Regions from separate parts of the Homo sapiens genome. Here region 2 is linked to region 1. Evidence: chromatin loops called from intact Hi-C (ENCODE). Cell type or tissue: heart right ventricle. All regions are shown on one strand. Links, peaks and the distances in the headings refer to the core of each region. The heading gives the core; the rest is flanking DNA.

Region 1 (8,045 bases), core at 2,469-6,468:
TTACTTCTGTCTTACATAAGACTAATTATTCTATAGCCCCACCCAAATATTCATCTCTTCAAATAATTCTTGATTGAAGGTTGAAAGGTTGAAAAGTATTTAATCACTCAGATTATTGTAATTAGGCTTGATGCTGTCACAAAAATAAATTGAGACTATTCTCTAAAATCTTTTTGCTGCCTAAGATGCTCTCAAAGATTGGCCAGGTAGTGATTATATTTTTTAATGCTTTAAGAAAAAGCTTAAGGAAATAGTTTCTTTAACACAGAGATGAACAGTTAATTATTGGAATTAGGGAATTATAATCCTTGACTTAGTGTGGTAATTTCTAAAGGAGTAACAAGGGTCTGTCAACCCTAAATTTTACTCAGGACTTTAATTTGGTATTTTGAGTGTAGTATATAGGTTTTGTTAAGCATGTTAAGTATAGAAATTTTCTTAATGTTTTGATTGTTTTGATGTAAGTATTTTTGTGTGTGTGTGTGAGTCACGGTGTCATGAGAAAAGGGAGATCCTAATCAAAAATATTTAACATTTTTTTCCTGAGATCATATATCTGCTGCACTAAGTAGGCAATAATTTGTAGATATTTTTTGATATATTCTTATCCAACAGTTTTTTAAAAGCTTATTTTATTATTATTATTTTTTTACAAAAAACCTCCTATATTTGACAAATAAACATTATCTAAAGGAAAAAAAAAGTAGATGGAATAAAGGAACCAAGCGCTTAACATCTGCAAGTAAAGTGCAGCTTATAGCAAAATACTATTGATTGGTTTGGAAGTAGAAAGCAAGTTTAAATACAATTTGTTTAATTACAACGAAAATGCAGTTTTATGAAGTAATATAGTTTGTCTTCACAGATAATTTTATGCATTGTCTGGTAGTAAGTAAAATCCCATCACACTTATATAAGTTTGTTCAATTACCAGAATGACTAAAAGAAAAAAAATCAATTTAGGTTGAAAAACAACAGAAATTAGATTACCTTGGTTTGTAGGAACTCGCCAGCAGTGTCTACATTGCTTAATAATATCAAAAGTTACCATGTTCACAGTGTAAGGATATTGGCGCCAGTTTTGATATGCATACATTTGTTTTCTTGGTGACTTTTGTTAGATGCAGAGTTTTTTCTTTCTGCTTTTCATTTTTGTTTTGTTTTTATGAAAGCTATTGCATGACATACGAGAAACTACTTCCACTGGCATATTCTCATTTATTTTAGAGGTTTGTTTTTAAGTAGTTGCTTTTCCATATTCCTTGGATTTATTATCAGTTGATATTTTAGATTAGTGAAATATCAGGTGTAATCTTAAGAATCAAAAGAAACCTACTCCATTATAAGATATAAATAGGTTATTATCAGCGACCAAAATACATTTTGGCAATTCTTACTACTGATTCTAGAATTACATTGAATTCTAAATCCCAAATTCCTGTGGCAATAAAGTAGCATGGGATTCATCGTAGCAGATAGCTGGGCACCTGTTTTATTACCACCTTGATTAATTCTGGCACCCAGATTTACGGAAGTGCAGGAACAAGCACAACCGCTACTCAAAGCCACCGGCTGTTTTTAGGTCATGAAGTCAACTTCCTGGAATTTCTAGGGAAAATAGTTGAAAGGGGAGGACAAATGTCACTTTAAATAGAGATGTTTAAATCAGATTTCTGCCTGAGGGTAAAGTTTAGGTCTGTTTTAGCCCAGATGTAATGTCTCCCTCTACAGAGCACAGCATTAATCACGACCTGACAAGAAAACGTATGCTGAGCAAAACGTGGCCCCTGTTGGTTTTGTCATTGATTTTTCCAATCTGTGAGGAGTACATTATAATCATTAAAATTCAGACACAGGGATTACACCTTAATCTTTGAATTTCAGTGTTGAAATTAGTTATCTTAAAAGAAGCCTATTTAAGGCTAAAAAGTCTTTGGAGGACTTTTTTTGCGGTAGATTTAGTACTTTAATAAAAACAGAAATATATTGTTAAAAATTGGGTAGGTTAGGCAGATGTTAACTTCCTGAAATATGTGACCAAGTCTTAATTCTGTTTTAAAATGCATTAAGTAACATTTATATATATTTTTAAATCTGATAAAAAAAGAGATGGAGATAAAAATGAACTATTAGTTCTTGGCTATGAGAGATGGGAGAAGTTGAAAAGATGGTTAACTTTAGACTTAGCATCAATTCAAGCACATGTTAATTTGTTAGAACAAAACCAGATACAATCCTGTCTTTTTTTCTGAATGAATAAGAAAAATCTTCAGCCATCATACTAGCGAAGAAGGATGCACCATGAGGTTCCTAATAAAAATGGGCTTAATTTTGCTATTTTCAATTGTTAGGTAGTACTTGTTAACCCCTTTCTTGGTCACACATATGTACATACATAAACACACATTTTATAGTCTGTTTCTCTGTATATATCAATACTTGTTGTTTATTGTTGGCTAAAAATTAGGAAGTTCAAAATGTAAAATATGTATGATTAAGATATCTCTTTTAAAACTGATTTTGAAAATGGTATGACATAAATATCTGTTTTGCTGTCAAATATATCTATATCTCCTGCCTGTGGACTGAGAAATGCTTGTACTATCCACACTTTGCCTCCTTTTATAGGTATTTTTACATCAGTCCACACCTCAAGCTAGTTATTACTCTGGATTTAGATGACAGCATAATCTAACCTCAATTACTGTCAAAAATGGCACTTGACTGCTGGGGGTGGGTTAGGTGACCTTGTTTTGACTAATGCTTTCTCTTGAAGATGATAGTAAATAGTGTCTATTTATAGAGCGAACAAAAGAGAATTCTGTTTTCTTCATAAAGTAAGTTCTAATTCTAATCATTTATTCTTAACATTGTAAGTACTATGACAGCAGTTCTCCATATAATGGGCAAACCATTACAAGATTTTAGATAAAATTTTTAGTTGATACAATATTTCTGTTTTATGCAGACTACGTTTACTTAATCAGTTTTCAGCTTCAATTTACATAACAAATAATCATGTTTAAAATGAGTTTCCCTGTGTCTTTACTTTGAAGCAAAGTATTTCTATGTGGAATTATTACTCCTTTATTAAACTGGTTACCATCCATACGGAAATTTTCTCTGCATTAAAAGCCTACCATTTTATAGTGTTTGCTACTGTGGTTATTGATTAGAAATTACAGAACACATTTCTTATGTACCATTTTCTCCACTCATCTTTGTGTTCTTAATGTCAGGATGCTTATGGCGTATTTTAGTTCTTACAATTCCTGACTTTCCTATGGTTAAAATCTAAGACATTTTGGGAAACATTAATTTTGATAATATTCTATGCTTATGTATTTTTGTCCTAGTAATTGTACATTTTTTTTTAGTTTGATGAAGGCTTAATGTATTAAATGACAGAAGATATACTGAAGATTCGTGTACTGAAAATAATACATCTCTCCAATATTAAAGAGATGAGCATAATTCTAAAACACGTCACTTTGCCTCATATGCGTCGACAAATAAAAATTACACTAAAATTATAATGTCCTAGACATGTTCACTTTTACTAAGGACATATAACTTTTTTGCGCTTTTCAGAGTTCTCTCTGTCACAAAGAAGACAATGTTTGAATATTAGGTGCTTCCTCTTGATAGCTCAATAGATGAATAAATAGGAATGTTCTCCCACTTTGCTTTTTCTACTACAAGTGCTATGATACCCATAGCCTGCACGGAAATGACTTTTCATATTGTTACGGGTTTTAAACTAGATCTACAGCCTGAATATCTAAAAATGTACATGAAACAAAATTTGATTACTTTTTCTTAAGCAGAAAACCCCACAAAAAACACTGCTGATTTGCTGTTGCTGTTCCTCTTACCTCATTTGTTTCATTGGGAAAAGATATAACTGATACCTCAGTATGATATTTCTGTATGTTTTAGCATATCTTATAATTTTCCTTTGTTCAATAAGAACCTTAGTTTTAAAAAGTCACTTCTTATAAGCCTGTCAGTTCATTTCTAGGTAAGTCAAACTGGCTTTGCCTCAGATTTCCAGTCAGTATTTACATGTTATCAAGGTGATATGTTTATGTTGGAACCGAGACATTTTAAGGGAGAGAGGGGCATCAGCGTTCTGCAGCAACACGTTTTTTATAACACGTTGCCCCCGAGACTTAGAAACTGTTCTTAACTTTCTGTTTTTTGCTCCCTTGGCAGAGATACATCACATCATATCTCTGTATACTTGTGGAAAGGAATATGGCAGAAGAGCACATTGTGTAAACAAATCTAAAACAAATTCTGAAAACATATTACAGAAGGGTAAAGAGCATTTTGCAACCCAGATCAGTTTTTTTTTAATTGAAATGAAAATAGATTTTTCATAAATACTCTCCAGGTGTAAATTTTAGAATTATTCAGAATAAGAAGAAAATACAGTTAGCACTGCATTCATTTAAAATTGATCTTTTATCTTTGATTTTAAATTGATCCTAAGATGCTACCTTTGTTTACTTTGTGTTCAGAAAATGAATCAGATAAATGAGCCGGGCAGCTTTTTTTTTTTGGAGTGGTCTATCATTTCAGGCTGGTGCTGTGTAAGCAAGGTAATGTTTTCTTTTTCCTTGAAATACACTGTCTGAGTATGTCTTGGGTGACTTTGTGAAAAGTTTGTGTATCCTGTCTGCTCAAGTTGCCATCTTAACCAGGATGGAGGGCAAGAATAATCATGTTGAACCACAGATTTTCAAGAGCAATTATTTTAATCAGGTAATTGGTAAGGAAGAGAGAAAAATGCTGGATAGTAGAGTAGTATTTCTATAAAATGGTGACTTGCATTTTTACTAAGGTAACTGCCCACGTTTCAAATATTTTTGCTAAACCTTGTTATTACCTGCAGAGGGAGCTTTTATATGCGATGAAATAATCAAAGCAGTATAAATTGACATTTCCCTTTGAAAGTTATGTTTTATTAAAATATTTTTTATTTTTGTTTGAAAAAATTGTTCTAAAGAAAGTAAGGCATTTTGAGATGAGCCAAATTATAGTGCAACTTAATGTACTAAAGGCCTTGTGTTTATCATTTCCTTTATTCATAGATTACAAATGTGCCTTATCATTTCCTTTATTCACAGATTACAAATGTGCCTTATTATATTTTTGATTAAAAATAACTTAAAATATAATAAAGATACCAGATCCATTTTGAGATTATAATTTTTTATTTATGATTGTCTAAAGCTCAGGGAGAATGACTGCAGAACTGTCTTGTTTAAATGCATAGTAGTTGTTACAAGAGAGATCCCAGCTTTTTAGGTAATTTTCCAGATATGTAACATATTATTAAATGACCACTAAACATATCAAAGTGTATTACATTCCTCTACATTTAATTAATAGACCAGATTAGATGAGTTGCATATGTGCTTTTCTAAACAGAAAAACGATCGCTTTGGCTTAATGACTTTTACTTGCAATAATGGACATGAGTTCAATGACATTAAAACACGGGAACTACTAATAAGGACCTACTATTACATGATTTAGAAAACTGCTGACTAACTTGGGAAAAAAATGAATGCAGGCAGAATAGACAGTACTTGATTGAAACCTGAATTCTGTTTATGACTCTGTGCCAGCTGAATTTCTAAGGAATTGTAAGCCAGATACTTAGGGAAGTACTTGAGAGTTTTTCATTCGGGTGTTTAGGTAAGCAGGATGATAAGCTTTTAGAGGCATTTGGATATTTTTTAGTGAGTAGAATTTTTCATATTTCCTGCATACACTTATTTGTGCCAGGAAATTTAATGATAGGATATTATATTACATTTTATTAAAAAATCAATTCCAGTCTTTTCATTTTTCCATTTTGGTATAGTAACATTATTTTAGAATTTGCTTGTTGGTTGGTAAAAAATAGAAAGGTTATTATCCATTATGTATCTTTGGAAAGAGATGTAATAGTTCATTTCTCTTATTTTATCAAGTAATAATATGACAAAAATATTTATTTTGCATTTTAAAAAGCTTCGTTTCTTAATGAAATTCCTTGTTTCAGATTTATTATTTTAGTAGCTAATCTTTACTAATGTGAAAAGTCACATTGTTACTGTGACAAAGAATAATCCTCTAAGTAAGGAAACTTGTTTAATAAAGAGATTTGTGGTACTGGTATGGGCTTTTTTATAAGTAGTATTCTCTCAGCGTGGCCCCGTATTATCTTAACAAGTGTGTGCCACATTTATACAGAGCATTTTTATAATGGGGTAAGAATATTAGCAACAGCAATTATATTTCAATAGGATTAAGATGGTATGTTTTACAAAAGTATACAAATGCTTCTTTTCCATACAATTATTGGTAGATACTCTTTACTGCCAAATTTATGTCATTGTCTTAAATAATATAAAAAGATATTTCTTATCGTAGCTGGTTTTTAATATAATAGGCACTGCAAAATGGGATCTGATGTTATAGTTCATTACCTTTTTTCCCCCTAATACTAAAACCTCCTTCACAGTGAGGTAAGGGTTACTGGAGATTTCATTCCAGGAAAATGGTTATGTGAGGCACAGTAACTGTCATAGAGTGCATAACTTCTGTGAGGTTACTGGAAAGGCACAGCTAGGGTAAGTTCTACCTGTTTTGTCTTAAATTTGAAGGTAGACTACTGAGCGATTTTTAAAATACTGAAATCTGAATCCATTGAAAAGAAATTGTACTGAAAAGTTAATCAAATTAATTGTTCTCATAAAAGTATTATTGGTATTTTATTAGGGATGTTTATGACAAGGAAATAGATTGGTAACTGGTTTTCGGTTTAAAGTAACCATGATCTTGGTAAATTATCAAAGAAAATTTTATCACATATTCTTGAATTAATAATAAAAAAATACGAATTTATGATAAAACATTCTCTGCTCCTTTGTATATACATTATTTAAGCATAGATGTGTATATATTAATTGTTCTTGCATCTGTGTGAGCAGACTGGTTTTTAAAATAATAAGCTATTATGAATAGTATATATTATGAAGAATAGTCCTTCAAGTGAGAGTATTATGTATTAAGAGGGTAGATTTGAAATAATATTTTAAATATAAATTTTATAAGAATGGGAGTCAAATATTTGAACATGTTAAACATTTTAAGTGGAAGTTACCAAAGAATATGATAAACCCTAAATAAGATTAGAAAATTTATATATGTGTATGAAGAGTCTAGAATGCAAAATTATAAACCTGCATGTTTTAATAACTGTATTGGAAAAAAATATTTTAAATTGCTCTTGTTATTCCCAGGATTTAGAAATTAATATTTTTATTTTAGGAACAAAAATAAACAATATTAGTGTCATTTTGCCTGTTGTATGTTTCAAAGCCATTTCTTTTGCCTATTTAATAAAGATTTTCTCAAATTGAAATCTTAACAAAGGTATAAAAAATACTTTTTATTATCTACACTGAATGTAGTAGATTTTGTGGTGTTCAGGTAATGTTGTTAATTCAAAGCTGTGCTAAAGAGAAATGTTAAAATCTTAGAATATCAAGTTTGTTATTTTAAAATGAGAATAAATCATAAAATTTTATACATTTTCTTCAAAAATTTAAACACAGTAGCATTACCTTTATTTAAAAATAAACACAACATCTAAGGAAATCCCTAAAATTCAGAACAAAAACACTCATGCTTTCTACTCATGGGTAACTTTGTCTCTAATATTTGTGTGTTATACATTTTAATAGGAATATGATTGCTAAAACTATTTTTTTTGAGATACATGTTTAAGAAGGGAAAAAACCCATTTGTTAAAATTACTTAATCACTGAGTTTTTATGTCATGGTTTAGAAAATTTATTAATTTTTAGTGCTCTTTAAATCAGATTGTTGGTTTAAAAGATACTGTTATTTTGACCAAATATAAGTCAAAGCGGAAAGGTAGTTGTTAATACTCGTGTCAGAGGCCTTAACTAAAAAGTTAGCTATGTTCAAGGAAAAGACTTAGTCCAACATTTTACTATTTGACAGAGCATCATGCTGTGTTATCT
Region 2 (4,000 bases), core at 1-4,000, 170 kb after region 1:
CCTATACTTACTAGTAGTGGCTTCTGTGTGGATAATTGAGTAACTGCATGTACTTACCAAGTTTAGACAAATGTTTGTGTGCGCAGCTGTAACTCCACCTTTTTCCTTTCTCACTGATGCATGCAGCCTTTCAACCTATGCCAAAATATTATGTTTAAACTTCGTAGTATTTACACTGAAAAGAAAAAACAAAGAGCAAGAGGGTCAAAGAGTGGCTGCATTGGAATTCAAGGGAGAAGAGCAGCAATTGGATGGTAGAGACATTGTTCTCTCCCTGCCTCTTTGCCTGCCTTCCATTGAGAAATAGGGGAAATACCATGTTGGATGGTTGTGATTTATTTTGTAAATGCGTATCAAAGGCAGAAAAATAAATTGGGCAAAAGTAAAAGTAAGGAGGAGAAAGAAATCACTTATTATAATTGGTGGGGGCGGGGGAGAAGGGGAAAGCACAGAAGTATATGGATGGAAAGAGCCATTTATGTCATGAGAAAAATGCAAAGAAGAAAGGAACTCAGACTTGCAGCCAGTAGTTTATTTGAAACCTACCTTTTTTGTCTTAAAATGACTACAGATTTTTATCAAAGATGTGTTTATTTGCCCCTCTGCCTCTTGTTCTCATTTCCACGGTTGTATTTTAAGAAAACAAGAAAGAAGTAAGAAAGGGGAAAAAATTTTTGGAATATTTTCCCCTGCAAAATTATAATTATCAGAATGTATTGCCTCCTGAAAAAGATTGCAGCAACAATATTTATTCTATCAAACTAAAATTTAGCATTACATTTTTTTAACATTGGAGAAAATAAGATAACTGTAAAACCACATTTTTAAAAATGTATCTGTGCTTCAGTATATGTTCTATTTAATTCCAGAAGATATTTTATTGTCATATATGTTGGTGGTAACATAAATTGTTGAGCATCAAAGTGATATAAAAATTTTTGTATTTCTCTAATAAGACTAGTAAATAATATGTATTGGTGAAATTTTTTTCTTTAGTTGGGAAAAAGAAAAATCTTATTCAGTATTATTTTGCCATCTTACGATTTATGTCATATGCTTTATTTCATAATTAATTAGTCTTGAAATGATGATATTTTGTCCTCTTCCACATACCATTGCCTCATTATTTGTATGCTTTCAAGTCATGTTTCAGAGGCTAAGTTAGTGTTGGGTTTAACTATAAATTTCTTTACATCTAGATATTAGTGCATTAGCTAAAAGTTTTATTTTCAGTTTCTTCAAGTTGGAGAATTCAGACACTTGTAATTTGAGCGCAAAGATCCCTCAAAGTTATGATTATTTTTCCAATACTTTTAGTTGTCTTTAAAGGAACTCACTTTCAAATCTTTTAAAACATTCCATTTTAAGTATGTTAGAAACAGCTTTAAAAAATTTTGTTCTTACATTTGCACTTGGATTTATGAGCTTATGTGATATTTAGCAATGTAAAAGTATAAATGACATAAACAGGTTTAGAAAAAATACAACTAACTGTTGTTAAGCATGTGACTTGACTAGTGGGAGTAGAAGCGTGGCCAATTGCTGATTGTGGGATGCTAGTGTTTTACAAAGGAAATGGAGAATTAGTTAATTCTGGCAAATCCGTCAGGCAGAAGTCATTTGATGAGCATACCTATTATGTAAATAACATAAATAGGATTTCTTTGAGGCAGTATTTTATATGTTAATTTATTTATCTTCAATTCATTCATCTCTGAGTGATTTTTAAGTTGGATTACTTTTTATAGAAATGGAAACTTTTAAATATAGACTTAGTATATCTTTGTTAGGAGACTTCTAATCTTTTCACCCAGAATAAATTGGTTAATTTTATATGGGAAGTCTGTGGGCTGTAGAGCCCAGACCACAGTATATTGAATCCCAGCCCTGAAATATAGTATCTAAGTAATCTTTGGAAGGACACATCTCAATTATTTGTAAAACGGGTATACAAGTGCTGCCTGCTACCACTGTATATAGGATTGTAGCTGTATTTTTCCTCTGTAATTTTCTTTATTTTCTGAACTTGTATTGTGAATGTATTGTATGTGTAACTAGAAAGATACATTAAACACATGTAATGTCAAAAACCTCAGTTAAGTGAGGGGAGCAAAAGAGGAGAAATGCATTGAACAGTCTGTTTTTAAAGGATTAATTGAGATAAGTTTTCTATGGCATATTCACCTTGGTTAGTATTAACTAGGAAGAATGACTTTATCATACTTAAGTCTTGATTGTATTTTTATATTGGTAGATTTCATTTTAGTATGTCACTTTTATTGGAAAGTTGTCCCTGATTTTTGCCATTGAAAAATATTTCTTCTGAGTTCACTTCTAAGATTTTATCATTTTCTACTCCTCTTCTTTTTGCAATATAATACTTTATATGTTCACATTTTTCCACATTCACATTTTTTAGTTTCCTTATAAATTTTATACATTGTAGTGGATAATGAATAACTTCTTTCTTTCCAGAATGTTTTAGTACTACTAATATTTTGTTCCCAAGGGAATAATTAATATGCTTAGAAAATTATGAACACCAAATTATGGTCCTGTACACTTCAGGAAATTGTTTAAGAAGAGCAAGGAAAAAAAACCCTTATGTTCAGAAGTTTGGGATAAAAGAAAGTAAATTGTTCTTATCAGGCCATTCAAAAACAAAGAGTCAGAAACAAAGGGAGAACAATTTAAAGGATTTTAATTGTGAATCTGCAAAGCAGCCATCTTACCTATTATAGTCAGTTTATTTGTTTACTTGGGTTTTTATTTCTCTGTTTATTTTTAGGATGTTTATAGAGTTCTTGTTTTTAACCATTCTTGAATTTTACTAGTTAAAGCTAGTGTTGCATAAAATTAAAAAAAAAACACACTCTTAATTTTTGCCTTTAAAAAATAATTAGAGGTACACTTTACCATGATTCTTTAAAAGCCTAATCAGATATGTACTATACTACCAAAGGACCTCTAATTTCTCAAAGGCAGAAATTGTGTCTTACCTCATCCACAATACAATAAGCACATCCTTGTACGGAACAAGGTCAATAAATATTTGTTGAATGAAATGTATCATATTGTAACATCTCCGAAAATTCAAGCATTTATTTATATTATGACCAACTAGAATGTTATGGAAAATAAAGCCAGATAATGTTTCTACAATTGTATTTACTTTTTCTCTAGATGTATTTTAAGACATTATTAAATTTTTTTTAAACAAAGCACTGTTTTTGTCCTTAAGTAATTAACATCAAAGGACAGAATGTTACCTGCCAACACTTGTAAAATTTTGCCCATTGACCTCATTTATCCCTTAAGAGGGAATTCTCCATCTAAGAGAAATCATAGGGCACAGTGGACAAAATGACTGGATAGATACACAGCCTACATTAAAGCTTTCCTTAGCTCTGCTCCTAAACTCATCATTAGGAAGGACTTGGAAATTTTTATTTATTGCCCTATATCACTTTTCCTAATTATAAAGTCAGAAGTAGTGAAAGATGAATAAAATAGTGTTACCATTTGATCATGTGATATTGTGACTCAGTAAAAATGATCATGTTACTGTAACACTGTTATGCTGATTATCTGCAACAAGGAATTAAATTCATCCTTACCTATAATAGGTGAAATGGGTCTTTTTCTGAATATACTATTTCTGGTATTCTCTTAAGTAACGTACAGCTCACAAAATGACTTTTTTTTCCTTTTAAAAAGTAATCTAAAAATAAAATGGCAAAAAAAAATTCAGGAACAATGTAGCTTAGTTCTATTTTTGGAGCATAAAAATGGAACTGCCTCCTCTTCTTCCAACATTCTGCCAGGTGTCTGTAGAAACAAATGCAAATTACCAACCTTTGTCTCTCAGTCAAAACACAGCTCCTTTTCCTCTGAGCAAGCTCATGTTGACCTCTTGGAATCCACTCACTTTCCTTCTTGTCAGATTCCATCTTCCTCATTTTGCTTTTGTTTGCACCTAGATTCTTTGCATAGCTGAATG

The links. Peaks named below come from ENCODE experiments on the same cell type or tissue, not always from the same donor. Only the 100,000 strongest peaks of a DNase experiment are listed, where the experiment ranks them.
Region 2: it touches region 1 in a loop (4-fold over the local background); 15 of 110 quality-filtered maps call a loop at or near these places.

The regions. Positions count from the first base shown.
Region 1 is chr1:81,807,320-81,815,364 of GRCh38, forward strand. The region is part of intron 1 of ADGRL2 (adhesion G protein-coupled receptor L2); the gene reads left to right. Among named protein-coding and RNA genes, the nearest start is that of ADGRL2, 10 kb to the left of the region's middle. In heart right ventricle, for the core only: a CTCF peak has its summit at 4,876 (motif pointing right); no DNase peak of the experiment used is centred there; H3K4me3 peaks cover 2,017 bases; H3K27ac peaks cover 2,996 bases.
Region 2 is chr1:81,975,220-81,979,219 of GRCh38, forward strand. All of the region lies in intron 17 of ADGRL2 (adhesion G protein-coupled receptor L2), which reads left to right. Among named protein-coding and RNA genes, the nearest start is that of ADGRL2, 180 kb to the left of the region's middle. In heart right ventricle, for the core only: no CTCF peak of the experiment used is centred there; no DNase peak of the experiment used is centred there.